2 separate regions of the Homo sapiens genome follow, and region 1 is linked to region 2. Evidence: read pairs that join two places in POLR2A ChIA-PET (ENCODE). Cell type or tissue: K562. All regions are shown on one strand. Links, peaks and the distances in the headings refer to the core of each region. The heading gives the core; the rest is flanking DNA.

What was found. Peaks named below come from ENCODE experiments on the same cell type or tissue, not always from the same donor. Only the 100,000 strongest peaks of a DNase experiment are listed, where the experiment ranks them.
Region 1: POLR2A ChIA-PET joins it to region 2 with 5 read pairs; 3 of 35 experiments call an interaction of 5 or more read pairs at or near these places.

What each region holds. Positions count from the first base shown.
Region 1 is chr6:10,108,092-10,116,288 of GRCh38, forward strand. It overlaps LOC124900218 (a long non-coding RNA gene), which reads right to left. Exons shown (of 5, transcript XR_007059909.1): 2 at 6,639-6,680. It also overlaps the pseudogene OFCC1. Among named protein-coding and RNA genes, the nearest start is that of TFAP2A-AS2, 290 kb to the right of the region's middle. In K562, for the core only: no CTCF peak of the experiment used is centred there; a DNase peak (open chromatin) is centred at 5,290; H3K4me3 peaks cover 280 bases.
Region 2 is chr6:9,729,182-9,737,378 of GRCh38, forward strand. It overlaps the pseudogene OFCC1. Among named protein-coding and RNA genes, the nearest start is that of TFAP2A-AS2, 670 kb to the right of the region's middle. In K562, for the core only: no CTCF peak of the experiment used is centred there; no DNase peak of the experiment used is centred there.

The DNA of each region.
Region 1 (8,197 bases), core at 3,846-6,345, 380 kb after region 2:
TGGGACTACAGGTGCACGCCACCACGCCTGGCTAATTTTTGTATTTTTAGTAGAGATGGGGTTTCACCATATTGGCCAGGCTGGTTTTGAACTCCTGACCTCGTGATCCACCCACCTCAGCCTCCCAAAGTGCTGGGATTATAGGCTTGAACCACCACGCCTGGCCTGGCAATTAACTTTTAACATGAGCTTTGTCAGGGACATTTAAACCATAGCAGCCTATTTCATCTATTTGGAAAAATCACTAATATGGGTGCTAAGCCAGGATACTAAGTCCCTCTTTCCATAAAATCCACATTCATTCCATGGTGATGGCAGAGGCCATGAACACTGCTAGTGAGGAGGGGGCAAGTAAACACGAAACGACGGACCCCCTGGCATTCCTGCTGCAAATCACAGAGAGCAAGGGGCTGACCAGCGCTATGGCAGAGCAAGTGTCAGGAATTGATTTCAAATCAGGTTCTTAAGGATAATGTGGAGGATAATTATGATCATTATTGTTATTGTCATTATACCTTGCAATTACCTTGGCTTAATTAATTCAAACTTGTGAAGTGCTTTGAGATCCTCAGATGAAAGGTGCCATGTTACTCTGAAGTGTCATTATTTTTCTACTGCCCTTTCATCCAAGGTGATTATAGCTCTTCGCAAGCATTAATTAATTCTTATAACAGCCCCAGAAAGCAGATAAGCGTAGGAGTCATCCACACTGGGGCCAAGAGAGACGTTTATCCAAGGAGTTTAGCGGTAGCTATTGTGTAGTCAGTTTGGCTGTTGGGAGGCCCCCAAATCACAGGGCTTTGTGGCTGGAGCATCAGCAATTTGTACAAACCTCCAGTTTAGCAACAGTTCAATGAGGAGCAATATCTGTAAAACCCAGATTTAAAAAAATAATAATTATTCAGTTTATATCCTGAGGATATCCTCAAAGGCTTAGTTATGGGGTAGGGGTGGAGAAAAATAGAACTGTCATCTGTAATTTTTCAATAACCTGGCAACTTTGTAATCAAACAAAACATTTCTCATGTTCTACAGAAAAGTATTGGCCCAAGGTCACAATACTATGGAGCTTAAACTATTATAGGAATTGCCTTTAGTTCAAAATCACAGATAGACTTTGACTTTCACTAAGATCTATGAATTGTGGTCTTTTTCACTGCTATTTATGCTGCTACTGTGGGATGAAGAGTCTTATCATGAGACAGGAATTTTACAGACATAAGTTAGTGCCCTTTTCATAGAAAGGGCAAATCTCCTCAAAGAGGAGACTTCTCTCAATGACTTACAATCTGTTTTTGGCACAAATATTCAATGAGTAAAAGATTTGTTTAAAACAGCTTGGATATCCTACTGACTCCCAGGGAACAGAGAGCAGTGTGACAAAGGGACTTGAGGACTGGCAAAGATGCTTGTTTTCTGTTAGTATTGAAGCTTTGGAATTCTTGCACCATTTATTTAGAAATGGATGTGAATGTATAAGGTCCTAATTACATCAGATCTTAGGACTACAGTAGAAAACAAGGTATTTCATCCCTTAATGATCAGGAGTATGCCTGTCCTCTTGGCAGGGTGTGGCTGCAAGCTGGGTGCAGTGCTGGTGAGGATGAGATAGACAGTGCTTGCCTCATCCACTTGGTGCTGGACCACACTTACCTGGCACTACAAACACTGTTATTGCACAGCCACAAATACTGATGATTATTGTTTTTTACCATTACCATTACTATTGCTGTTATTATCAAATACAATAAAGTTATAATTACTACTTGACATTCATTAAGGCTTGCAAAGCACAACCTCAAAACAGACTCCACCAAAGGTTTATATAATCATTTACATAGGTAGAAAATAAAACTCCATGTACGAAACACAATTAGAATGGACAGAATGTGGTTTTTTTTCACTACAGACTGCTTTTCCAAAGAGTATACAAAATTACTCTCTGAGATGCATATGTAAGCCAAAGGTTTGCTTTGTGTGTCAGTAGAAGGAAATCCCTTGAGATACTGCTCTACTGCACTTCCCAGAACGTCTTAACACCCAGTACATGCTCAGTAAGTCAGTTTCTCTCTAGATGGAACTACATTAACACAGGTGATATAGGTGGCATATTTTGTTTAGGGTTGAAATGTCACTATTGTGAGGGTCATAAATACATATATGTACTTTTAAAATGTATTCCAACTGTTAAGTTCATGCTATATGATTGAGATTGAATTAGGCTCTTTCAAATACTGCTTCACTGATTTCCACTAAGTATCATGAGTTGTGTCATAATTCTGAGACTCAAGCATCATCCCACAAAAGAGCTGATACCCCATCAGCCATTATGATCATCACAAAATGTGCAGACATTCTAAAACAATTGCTGCGCTGATAGGACTGGCTTGTGGCGCGCACTCAGGACACGGTACAGCCTCTATTCCAATCACAGTTCAAAAAAGACTGAAAATCTCTCCCCAGTGTCAATAGCAAATACTCTCTGGACATGTGTTTAAGGAGAATCTGTTGAGTATACACTACCAAATGCAACAGTGCATAAGGATCCAGGTAATTTTAAATAATGTTAAACTTACTGAGAAACAAGAAAAAGTCCATTCCTAAACCAATTTTCATCTGTAAAAAGTTCCACTGCTTTAATTAATGATTTTAAAAATAGTTCATCAAAGTCACTTAGATCTGTTCCGTATGAAATACCATGCCTGTCTATCAACTTTTCTGATATGCGAAGCGTAATTGCACCATTAAGAGCAACTTAATTCGTTCAGTCCATGAGTCCAGGAATATATCAGATAGATTACCTGCATCTAGCTCACTTTTCCCAAGTAAAACCAAGTTAGAACATTGTGCCTGTAATTCTCCATTTGTCTGTCCCTCCAGATCCATGCCCTATCCTTCTATTTTCTGTGAGGCTCATCTCTATGGACCACATTGCACAGACTCCCTTGTCCTCTGGCTGCTGGGTGAGTTTGGCCAAGGGAGGCACCACCAGGATCTTGGAAGGAAGAAGGAGAGGATATGTCCCAGTTCTTCCCTTAAGGCCAGAGTTTTGCCAGTGGTGCCTTCCTCTGACCAAGACAGCCCTGGGCCTTGGATTCTCCAACAACCATTCCCTTACACTTGCTCCTTCCTGACAGAGCTCCTTGGTCTAGATTGAGTGGGTCTCTTTTCTTTTGCACAGAAAATGCCCTGAGTCCCTGATGAAAATAGAAGCTTATGTGGTACTCTAAAGTTTTAAAAAACCAAAGTGAATATTGTATTTCCTGCTGGGGTTTTTCCTCATGACCAAACAGGGAAGCCAAACAGAACTAACACATGTGCTCCGTACCATAAAATATCCGCATAACACAGAATTTCAAGGATGATGGCCTATGAATTGGTCCTTCCATGTGGATTATACAGGCAACTGCCTACCCTGTGTGATGTTTGGAGAAAATGATGGGTCTTGGGCCACACACGCACACAAAAATCCCTGCCCTAAAGTTTAATGCTTCTAAACCCATAGCTTCATCCCTTGTGTTTAATGATTTGTTCAATAAGAATAGCCCAGGGGTAAGGGAGGCTTAACTCTTTAAATGTCAGTAGTCATTTACACCTTAGTAAGATTAAAGGACACAAGAAAAGTTTTGGATGAGAACAAAAGAAAGGCAATATGAGGGTTCCTAAGGAAAGGGGAGGCCAGGCGCAGTGGCTCAGACCAGCCTGACCAACATGGTGAAACCCCATCTCTACTAAAAATACAAAAATTAGCCGGGCCTAGTGGCGAGCGCCTGTAGTCCCAGCTACTCAGGAGGCTGAGGCGGGAGAATCGCTTGAACCTGGGAGGCCAAGGTTGCAGTGAGCCAAGATTGTGCCACTGCACTCCAGCCTGGGTGACAGGACGAAACTCTGTCTCAAAAAAAAAAAAAAAAAAAAAAAAAGAAAGAAAGAAAGGGAAAATGAAGACAGCACAAAGTAAGAAAACAAGGAAGATTCGGAGCTGATCTCATACCTCGCTGCATTTCCTAAAACCAGACCCAGAGTTACAGATAAAAAGCAAAGATGAGCAGAACTTTCACTGTGTTCCTTCTTGCCTGAGTCAACCTACACGCGATAGGCCTTATCAATCAAGCTCCCATTTGGTAGAATGACTTCCCTCTGCTCCCACGACTTACTCTTCCCACCAGAGCTCATCTGACACATTTGCTTCTGAGTGTTTAGGAAGCCCCTTGTTTCTGAGGATGAAGGATAGCAAGTCTCGTGGGACAGGTAGGAGTCATGCTCCAGAACCCAGGATGAACGCCGTGCCTATTTTAAAAGACAATTACAATACATATAGTGTTCACGTCAGTCATCCCGGTGTTTTATTTATTGTATCTGGAAGCAGATGGTCTTCAAAGTGTTTAAACACATTTGAACATGCAAGATCCATTATTTATTGCATGAGATAGTGAATAGAGGCAGAGGCGTGGGGCCATTAGCAGGTACAGAAGGCTGGGAACGCCAAAAGGCAGCTGGCTTCCATGCAGCCCAAGAGAAAACTACCCTCTTGTCACATTGGTTTTCCAGTCCCAGAGCTGTTGGCCAAAAGCACACCTCCAGCCCGACCAGAAGCACTATCTTTGTTGCTGTGTGTGTGAAAACGAATGTCTCTTTTTGTTTTGCCAGAATGCTTGGACAAATATGCAAGTTTAAAAAAAAAAGAAAGAAAGAAAGGAAAGAAAACGGGTGTAAGTTACCAAAAAAAGCTTACTGGATTTAGAATGTCAGGGTCTAGAGAGTGGAAAGTGATTGATTTGGAAATCAAATGAGAAAAAAAAAAAACTTTCTTAAAAATGGAGTGAACGCCCTACACCCTCCCCCTCTCCTCCTTTCCTGGTCTCCTCTCCTTCTTTATTATTGATACCTCTCTTTTTGATCTCTGCACTCCTTTGTTTTGGCTTCCCCGGTGCCTAGGGAAAATGGCTAGCAGTGAGTTCTTCAGCATCCCGGCTCGGGCTCCGCAACCAGCCCCTCTGGCTCAGCCAGCTGGATCACACTGAATTAGTCAAGTACTTCATTATCTCCCCTCTCTGCACATTTTGCTCCAGGTAATAAATGCCCAAACAAGAGAGCCTTCTGCTGCACTGTCTGTGAAGTTCCAGGGTCTGGGCCAATTCTGCAGATAGGCTCCGTGCCCTGGGAGGGCACCACTTTTCATCCCTCGCCTGCAGTGCCCCCCAATCTCCGTTTAGTCACAGCGGTTCGCTAACCGTGAGCCGCTGATAACCGGCCGACTGGGGAGCCCGGGAGCCCTTGCGGAGGCGTGGGCTGGCTCGGGTGCGCAGGCCTGGCCCAGCGGGGGCGCCGGGAGAGCCGGCCCAATTATGATGTTGGGAGGGATGTTGTGATCCTCGGAGGCGGCTCTCGCTAACAGGCAGGGGCCTGGGGGTCCCGAGGCAAGGCCGGTCTCACAATGGACAGGCAAAAATGTAGATCTCTAGGTTTGGTGGGCAAAGCCACAGGGAGGAATTTTTAAAACATAATCAAGTGGCCACCCTTGAAAAGTCAGGTCAGGCTAAATCACGATGTGAACTGTGTGGCCCTATCCCCTTGCTAGTAGATGGCCCGAAATAAGAGGCTCCTTCAGCTTCAGAAGTAAGATCCAGGTTGAGCCCTCCAAATGCAAACACATTTTCTCCCTCGATTTTCCTCTGACTTTGGGGTTTTGTGAGTTGTTTTTTTTTTTCTTCCTTCCTCCCCTGAGAACAGTTTCAGCTCTGCTCATTGCAGCAGTGAGGCAAACCTCCAAGGCCTTCTTTCTGGTTGGTGACAGGCCAGGTACCTAAACCAGAGGGAGCAGAATCAATAGAATTGAGCATCTTGACCTGCACATTAAAGGGCCTTTTAGGGTGACTGAGATTGCAATGTCACAGAATTGTAAATGCATGTAAGAAAATTTGGCTACAGAGACTAGCACTTTAAAGATAACACTGTCTTCATGTCAATTAAACAGGGAGAATGACCTATAGGGAAAGTTAAAATTCAGGATTGATATGAATCAAGAGATTTTAAAGCAAGAGAAGCTTTTTTTACATCCCTGGTACAAGTATTATGGGAAAGTCCACAGAGGAAGAAAGAATATATAGATCAACTCTCATTCATCAAAGCTAACTACTTTAATATCAAAGAATGGGAGAAAGGGAGCTCTCAGGCAAAACAGGGGGTCCCCTCCTCCTGTACCCCCTGCTCCAAGTCATTAGGAAAAAAAAATGATAGAAAAGAAATGTCTCTGGCCACCGAGGTCTAGACTGCAGCATTTAGATAAAAATATAAATGGCAAAATACTGCTAAATTAATCCAACTTCCTTTGATTATTGATGTCCTACTGTTTTGTGCCTGAAACAACATACAAGATGCATCAGTCATTTATAAATTATTCATTCAGTTATTTTGGCAGCAGTGTCTTTCCATTTATCAACTGATAAATGTACAGAAGATAAGAAGGGTAATTTTATAGCCTCTTGACATTTACCTTTGACATGATTTTCATATTTAATAAGGGAAAAACACTAATGAAATACATTTGACAACACCGTAGGCATCATAGATTAACACCAGCAAAAATAAGCCACAGGCACCCGATCTCCCAGCTTTGGCCAGGAGCTCCAGAAACTCACCAGCTCCCTTCAGTTTCCTGCTTGACACACTCCCATCTGTGTCTGCAAACAGAAGTAGATATAATGAGAATTTTTGCTTTTGCTTCCTTGTTTGTTTGGTTCTGAATAGCTCTACTTTGTGACCTAAACAGAAAGAGGCATTGTTTTTATTTTTGGTTTTTGGCAGGGTGGTAGTCTAAACAGTTTTATTTTCTAAAATATATCTACCAGGTAGATTGGATAGGTCTATAGGGATGGTGTATGCCTGGTGATTTTGTTATTCATACCAAAGCAACTCACTTTGAGCATTCATGCCAATTGGCCCTCTTGATTCTTTTTTTTTTTTTTTTTTTGAGACGGAGTCTCGTTCTGTCGCCCAGGCGGGAGTGCTGTGGCGCGATCTCCGCTCACTGCAAGCTCCGCCTTCCGGGTTCACGCCATTCTCCTGCCTCAGCCTCCCGAGTAGCTGGGACCCTCTTGATTCTTGATAAAAGTTGCAATGGATAATCCCTTCACTATCTACCCCTCCACCATAATCAGGTCTTATTTGTGCCTTAGTCTCACCAACCTTCTCACCTGGCTTTCCATTCTGCTCCACTTCTCTGACTAGTATTCTATAACTGTGCTATTGACTCACACCCCACAACACACACAAACACACACACACACACACACACACACACACAAAACGTACAGAGAGATCTAGAGAGAAGTAAGGTTATCAAGTGACGCCCTGGGACCTAGACTGTGGGCTGGAACTGTAGCTAGATAGAGTGGGTTGCCAAAGTTGGACTGCTGGCTCTGGTCAATCAGAGGCCAAAAGATAAGAGTGACAGCAGTTTCTTCATGCACTCTAACCAACTGATATATCTAAATGTTTCCCTTACATCCAAAAGCTTCATCAACAGAATTTTGTAAAAGATCCGGACATATTATGAGAATAATTTAAATAGATTCCAGGAGTGAGATCAGATAGATAGGCAATTTTCATTTGGCTGTTCCCTAGAAGGACCTACGGATATAAAAAGTCCCTTTATCTTAGAGTTACTGGGATACCAGGCAGGAAACCAAAGCAGATTCTCAGAAATAAAACCTCAAAGGGGAATTTATCAGGATGACAGCACTAAAGTACCTGACAATGTTTGGAAGCAGTGATGTTGTACAAAAATTATTTCACTTACGAGACTATAATTTCCTTGAGAAAATGAACCAAGTTACATTTATGTTAGTGTCCCCATACCCTAGCACAATACCAGGCAATTAATAGGTATTCAATAAAAGTATGATTTTTTTTGCATTATAGTTAACATTTATTGAGGACTTGCCATCTGGCAGGTACTATGTTAAAAACTTGGTATACATTATTTCATCAGCCTCATAATACTGTCAATATTAGTTTTCAATACTGTGAAGTATTTAGAGGCTAGGGAAATAAAATCTAGGGAGGATAGTTTCCTGGGGTCACACAGTAGTAAGTGCCAGAGCTACGGTTAAAAAAAAAAAAAAAAAAAAAAAAAAAACATAGACAATCTAATGCCAGAACCCATGCTCTTGGCTACATTTGTTGCCTCTTGGGTTGA
Region 2 (8,197 bases), core at 2,716-5,215:
CCTATATTGACACAGATATTAGTTCAGAGAGGGAATCCAATGCATCAGTGGTAGGTATTATGGAAGTCTAAGTCATCTGCTCATATGGCTTACTTTTAAAATTAAGGTCATCTCCAAAAGATGGCATGGTTCCACCAGTATGGTATCACAGATATGGCATATGTCCAAAGTCATCAAATTGTATACATTATACATGTGCAGGATTTTTTTGGGGGGTACATCAACTATACCTAATTAAGATTACATCAAAAACTGGTAAGTGCTATGAAAAAATTATATGAATCAGGATAATGAGATAGGGATTGACTGTTGGGTGAACATGGAAGGCTACAAGGTGGCATTCGAGAAGACCTGAATGAGATGAAACCATGTCAGGTTATGACAATAGGGAAAAACATTCTAGATAGAGTGATTGTGTCCCTGGGTCAAATCATACCTGAGGTCAGTGGCCAGTTTTATTCTCTATCTGCCACTATCTTCCTTTAAAAAAAAAATTGATGCCAGGCATGATGGCTCATGCCTATAATCCCAGCACTTTGGGAGGCCGAGGCAGGCGGATCACCTGGAGGTCAGGAATTTGAGACCAGTCTGGCAAACATGGTGAAACCCTGTCTCTACTAAAAATACAAAAATTAGCTGGGTGTGGTGGTGCGCACCTGTAATGTCAGCTACTCAGGAGGCTGAGGCAGAAGAATCGCTTGAACCTGGGAGGTGGAGATTGATTGCAGTGAGCCGAGATCACACCATTGCACTCCAGCCTGGGTGATAGAGTGAGACTCCTTCTAAAAAAAAAAAAAGAAAGAAAGAAAAAAAAATACACACACACACACACACACACACACACACACACTCTCCCTCTCTCTCTCTCACACACACACATATCAGCTCATTTAAATTAAAATTTGTGATTTTGACCAAATAATTCTATTGTAGACTGCATGTTTGTGTTCCCTGCAAATTCACATAGTGAAACTCCAACCCTCTAGGGATGGTGTTAGGAGGTGTAAATGTTGGTAGGTGATTGGGTTCAGATGAGGTCATGAGGGTGGGAGCTCTCAGGATGGAATTCATGCCCTTGTAAGAAAAGAAAGAGACTAGAATTTGTTCTCTCAGCCTTATTAGGATCCGAGGAGAAGACAGCCATCCACGAACCAGGAACAGAACCCAACCAGACACCAGATCTGCCAGCACCTTGATGTTAAGCTTCCAGCCTCCAAAAATAAATGTGTGTTGTTTATCCTATGCAGTGTATTTTTGATACAGTAGCCCAAACTGACTAAAACAAATCCTAATATAAATCCTAGTATTAATACACTGTGTTGGGGTGGAGTTGGGATGGTGAGCCTATTTTCTGTGAATAATAAAAAAAAAGTTAATAATAATAATTGTAAGATTTGCAGGGACCATGTGGCAATAATTAGTTGGCTACCCAAAAGCACCTTCCAATCCAACTGTCCCTTGCCCTCCTCCAACTATAGAGGCTGGAAAAGTCTAGATATTGCTTTTTCCAACTTCCCCTTGTAATGAAGAGTGGGCACATGACCCAGTTGTGGACCATGAGATGCAAGGGGAATGTTGCTGAAAGGATTCTGAGAAAGTGAATCCTCTCCCTAGCAGAAGGGAAAACACAAATAAGTTCACTCCCCACTAGCTCCTCTTTCCCTTTGAATGTGATCTTGTTATTCAGAGCTCGTCAAATCATGAGGGTCAAAGGAGAGAATCATGGAGAGGCTGAGCCAGAATGCTGACACAGCCATGCCATAGAAAGAATACCAGCAACTGCCTGCTTATCAACTCCTTGTTGCCTGAGAAAAATGGACTTCTCATCATTTAGGCCATTGGTATTTGGCTTTCCTTTTATTTGCAATTTGAAAGTATTATTTACTTATACTGACTGCCGTAATACATTGAATTCCTAAAACCCAGCAAGACCTAGAATAGGAATTGGCATTAAATAAAAATCTACTGCGTAAACAAAACTAAAGAGAGTTGAAAAATATAAGAAAGCAGAATACAGCCATCATCATGTTTGCCTTGATGGAGTCACTCAAGTCACAAAGCCAGGAAACCAAAGGAACTAAGTTTCTGCTAGTTTTGTTTTAAATATTCAGGATGGCCTTTCAGTTGAATGGCAAAGGTAAAAGAATAATTGAATTATTTATTGATTTAGATGCTGGAGTTGGTGCTATGTGTGTGTGTTTCGTAGGCGACAGAATGATTATTAAATGCACACTGCACATATGGGCAGCAAGTGTCATTTAGAGAGATAGCTGTGAGATTTGCTAGCAAAATATTTCTCAGCAAAACCGCTCTGTGTGTGTATGAGTGTGTGTGACTGTGTGTGTGTGTATGTGTTCAGAAGCAATTCACAGCACTAGGATTGCATCTGCCTGGAGGCAATCACAGACAACGCACACACAAATACATTCAGAAACATGGGGAAAATCTGTTTTTATGTGAAATGTTACATTTCCCATACTATTCTTCATAACCGCACATTAATTATTAGGTCCTACTTGGTAAAAACAAAACAAAACACTCAATATGTTATTCAGGAGAACTCTGTATTAAATGGAAAAAAAGGATTAGAATATGATGTGAGAAAGTGAATACTTAAATGCCTTCTAAATTAGCTCTGAATGGAAACATCTAATACTAAATTAGGAAATTAAAAATTCCTGAATGTCGGGGATTCTCAAAATGAAGGGAAACTGCAATAACCCCTCTGTAAAGCAAATCAAAATAGAACTACCCCCAGGGATAAAAGCCACAGTGAGAATTTGAACTCAAGTCCTATGAAGCCAGAAGGCAACACCGCCTTTCTCCAATGGTAAAGAGCCACATAGACGAATAGTAGCTGAGATGTCTGAATTCATCTTCTAGAATCTTTGAGTACATTTAGAAATTAATTTCCATTTATATAGCAATTGATCAGATAGTTTTAAAAATAGCTCATCATCCAGTGTCCTGAAGTCATGAGCAAAGCTTGTGAAAAATAAAAATCCTCTTGTTTTCCTTCAAGAGTGTCACAACAGTCTTTTCATTTATTTTCAGAAAGCAGCAGACAGAGAATAAGGGCAGATTGCCAAATATGAGACTAGGGATGTCCTTGAAGACAGCCTAAACCAAAACAAACACAAAAACAAACATGTCTACAATTAAAAGACAGTAACACTGCATTACAATTAGTTGTCTCAGGAAGTAAAGATGTTTTCAGTTAACTGAATGGGTAACAATTACTTGGATTATTGTCATACTTAAAATGTCAGCGTTAAATGATTGCTTTAAGCACATAATAATAAATTCTGCATTCTTAAGTGGCAAATACAACAAAGCCAAATATAGAGAACGTTGTTACTGGAAGCAAAATTAAGCATTAACAAAAACCTGCAACACACATTTTTAAAACAGAGGGAACAAAAGAGGGATAGCTGGAGATAAACAAGGATTGTTCTGATATTCACCACTTGCCTTAGAGTTAGGAACGGGTCAAAAACTCATGGAGAAAACCTGTTTGAGGCACGCCCACCATTTCAGAAGTAAACACATAAGGAGGGATGACTACAGAGAATTGTATAGAACCTTCAAGACCTCTTCCTGGAAATATAGGTTAATTATAGTATTTAGGAAAATAGCATTGCTTAATTTCACACCTGCGATTAAATCCAACATGATTTCCTGGGATATGTTACAATCACATCGTAAGTCCTTGCAAACCATATTTTTCCCGTGTCGCTGTTAATTGCAGAGGATTAACAAATAACAAGTGCCATTTGCTTACACTGCCACTGTCAGCAGCATATCTCTCCTTTTCTCCAATATACGTTCTTACTTCCTTTTGAATCACCAAGTCCCCCAAACAAACCTAAAGCTCTCAGTGATTCAGCTGAGGCAAGTTCATCCATCCTGTAAGCCATGCCACCTGAAAACAATACCACAGAGCAGGAAGTTAGATCTAGCTGCAAAATTGTGGGAAGGGTTAGTTCTTCCCTTTGGAAGTTAGAGTTTAATTGGACGTATTAGATATTCTTCTATTCATCACCCATGACTTAACTGCACTGATTTTCTGTACTGATAACAATGGAGCACAAATACAATGGACTCTGTCCTTCCCCTTCTGCGAGGAGAGAAGACATACCACAGCCCTGTTGTTAATTGTCTAGTTGGAAAGTTCTAAAAGGTATGGAGCGGATAAGAGGCCACTTGTAGCTGGAAATAAATGTTTAAGGACCATCTGCTGGGAAAAATGGTTTGGGAGATGGACTCTGAAGGACTGGTAGGATTTGGGCTGGCAAAAGTGTAAGAGTCTGAGGATTATATAACAATGTGAAAGAATCCAAGAAGAGGGACATGGCAGAGTGACAAGGCAACCTTAGCTGCCTTCCATCTTTCTTCACAGAGAGAGGAAATATTTCCCTCCTAAAAAGGCCTTGAGCAATAAGTAAATTTTTAAAAAGACTCACTTGCTCTTTGTTGTCAATATCCAGAATTATATACGTCTCAAAAAGAAAATAAAGAAGAAAAAGCTAATCTATTCTTTCTGCTTAGACAAAAATATAATGTTTTATATTGGGCCAAGCTATTAAGGTACTTCTCACTCAGAATTTGTACACCTAACACAGCTGATAAGAGCTTCCAAGCTCAGAACTTGAAGGAAAATCTATAATTTCCTATTATTATCATTCTTATATTCCATTCAAGATTAGACTTTCTTTGAAAAGTATGATTTAATAAACAAACAAGCAAATCAGACAATCACACCAAATGCTGAACCCAGAAAGCATTATGTGCACTTCATCATAATTCAGGACACACATGAGTGACTAAAGGTTGTGGTACCATAATGCCTATCAGTAGACCATTCTGAAATTGGTCCACTGAAATAATGACTCAAAAATTGTGGTAAAGTTTAAATATGCGCCCTGCCACAGGCAGCATGAGTGTCACCTCATGTCATCACAATTTATTTGTGCTGGGTTCCAAAACAGTAAGAATATGGAAACAATAATTGGAATTGTCTTTTCAAAGGCCTTTCAACTTGTTTGCTTCCATAGTCTAAAGATTGTGGATTTTAGCTTTAGTGGGCAATAGGTTTCAAAGCAGCTAGCTATTTTCCAGCCATGAGGAATGAGATAGATTACTTTGTCTGAAGGGTAACTTTATCTACTTTTCAAAAACAGGAATAACACATTCCTGAAAAAGTTTCTTAAGAGGGAAAATTTGGGAGACACATAGCTATACTGAGTCAATGCCACCTTATCATAATAGCAAAATAATTGAATCACTACTTACCCATTTAATAAACATTAACGGAGTGTCCACAAGATATAAAGAAGACAGAGTGAGCATGTTTACAAGGGGACCTGAATCCAAAGTACTTAAAGCATCTTCCAGCTGCCTGTGCTAAAAGTGAGGAGATAGCCAAACACTCCACAGTGTGCTTTTTGAATGTTTCTTTTACACTATTTTTCTACTAATTTCTAACATAGGGAGAACTTCATTAGATAGTCACCCAACTAATGAGGAAAAGGAGAATACGTTAAATGTTGTTGAAACAATATCCATAACCTGTTCTAAGTCTATAACATTCCTCAGACTTCTCTTCCGGAACCATGTACAAGTAAATGTGCTATTTTAATTATTAAATAAGGAAAATAGGGCAAATTTAACATAAACCAAGGTTGTTTTATTGTAACTGCTGTGAATATTAATATTAGAAGAAAGAATTATTAATGCATCTATTTAGACCTTAGGGTCCAATTTCTTTTAAACGCTTTTGTATAATGAAAAAGTAAGGCCAATTGTTTGGGGAATCAGGCTACCCTGGGAAAATACTTCCTTTCCATTTAACAGTTATTATTTTTAAAAAATTCATTAAAACCGTTTATCTGATTGGCACTATCCTAGGCACTAAATTGATCAGCGAAAATTACATTTTTAAAACCAGGGTATTTTAAATAATGGATTTTTAGAATGTTTTGAGAATTTTTATATATTTCAAGAAACCAAATGCTTATTTTTTCTAGAAATTGCACAACCTAGAATAAGTCTTAAGCATTTACTGGAAGACCGCAAGAGTGTCACTTAAATAAATATCAAAGCAACGTGTCCTCACGAGAAGTTGAGGCCTGAGATTTATTTGAATCCGCTACTTTAAAAAATCCAGAAACCATTATAGTCAAGAAATTCAAGTATTACTCTTCTCTTCTCTTCTCTTTTGTCTTCTGCCATTTAATGAAGAGCAGGGAGCCAAACGCCACCAGGCACTAATGCTGGCATGGCCCATTCTAGGCCAATAAGTTGCCAAGAAATGTTCTCTGGACACTGGCATTTGCATCCAGCACTACAAAACCATACTGTAGTGCCACTGTATCTATATACAAGATGAATGAATAAATCCGCAATAGATGAAGTACTAAAAGCATCTAATTTCCAATGCAGTGCTTCCAGCAACAACTGAAATTAAAAAACTTCTAAAACACAACTATAGAACATGCTATCTTGTTGTGAGTGCACTGAAGCAAAGGTTAACAATAAAATAAAAGAAGGAATGAATATGCATCTATAGCTGGGATGTCGTGCCTGCCTGATAGGCCTTGGCAACAACCATTGTATTTGTCAGATCCCATATAAGTTTGGAAGGTTCATGGTTTTAGAGCAAGGAAACGTTTTTCCATTTTTTTTAGTGAGACTCAAACTGGAAATGCCAAACTGCAATTTCCATTAAAGACACTTATGACTATGTCAGATTGTCTGCCAAGTTCTATACCTTGAACAAGTATAGGTAAACAGGAATTCAGTTCAGTAGGACCAGGGTCCATATGTCTACTAGTTTACATACTCCTACATTGGGGAAACATTAAGAATAAAGTCTGCATTCCATAAAAACTGTTGCCATAGTTTGGAATTTGTTTCATGCTTTCCTGTGCTGGGGGTCAACTTGGAAAAGCTAAGAGCTACATTTCCTAGAATCTCCTTCCCTATAGGGAAGAGTTTTGGGTTGCAATCACTCAAAAACAGAGCCAGTGTATTCATTAAAAAGCCAGAGACTCCTGTTAAGCCCTCATAGAACCTCCACACCCATGGAGTAAAGACTTCATAGGCTGGGCGCGGTGGCTCACACCTGTAATCCCAGCACTTTGGGAGGCCGAGGTGGGCGAATCACGAGGTCAGGAGATCGAGACCATCCTGGCTAACATGGTGAAACGCCATCTCTACTAAACAAAATACAAAAAATTAGCCAGGCATGGTGGCGGGTGCCTGTAGTCCCAGCTACTTGGGAGGCTGAGGCAGGAGAATGGCGTGAACCCAGGAGGCGGAGCTTGCAGTGAGCCAAGATCACATCACTGCACTCCAGCCTGGGCAACAGAGCGAGACTCCGTCTCAAAAAAAAAAAGACTTCATAGAACATCCATTCTCATGGAGTAAAGCCTTCATAGGACATCCATTCTCATGGAGTAAAGCCTTCATAGCACATCCACTCCTGTTGAGTGAAGCCCTCACAGAATATCCATTCCCGATGAGTGACACCCTCATAGAATAGCCATTCCTGTTGAGTCAAGCCACCATAGAATATCCATTCCCATTGAGTAAAGCCCTCACAGAACATCCATTTCCACTGAATGAAGCCCTCATAGAACATCCATTTCCATTGAATGAAGTCTTCATAGAACAGCTATTCCCATTGAGTGAAGCCCCAATAGAACATCCATTCCCACTGAGTGAAGCCCCCATAGAACATCCATTCCCATTGAGTGAAGCCCCCATAGAACATCCATTCCCATTGAGTGAAGCACCCATGGAACATCCATTCTTGTCGAGTGACGATCCCATAGAACATCCATTCCCATTGAGTGAAGCCCCAATAGAACATCCATTCCCACTGAGTAAAGCCCCAATAGAACATCCATTCTCATTGAGTGAGGCCCCATAGAACATCCATTCCCACTGAGTGTGGCCCCCATAGAACATCCATTCCCACTGAGTGAAGCCCCCATAGAACATCCATTCTCATTGAGTAAAGCCCCCATAGAACATCCATTCCCACTGAGTGAAGCCCCCATAGAACATCCATTCCCATTGAGTGAAGGCCTCATAGAATACCCATTCCCATTAAGGGAAGCCCCCATAGAATATCCATTCTCACTGAATGAAGCCTTCATAGAACATCCATTCCTATTGCATGAAGCTCTCATAG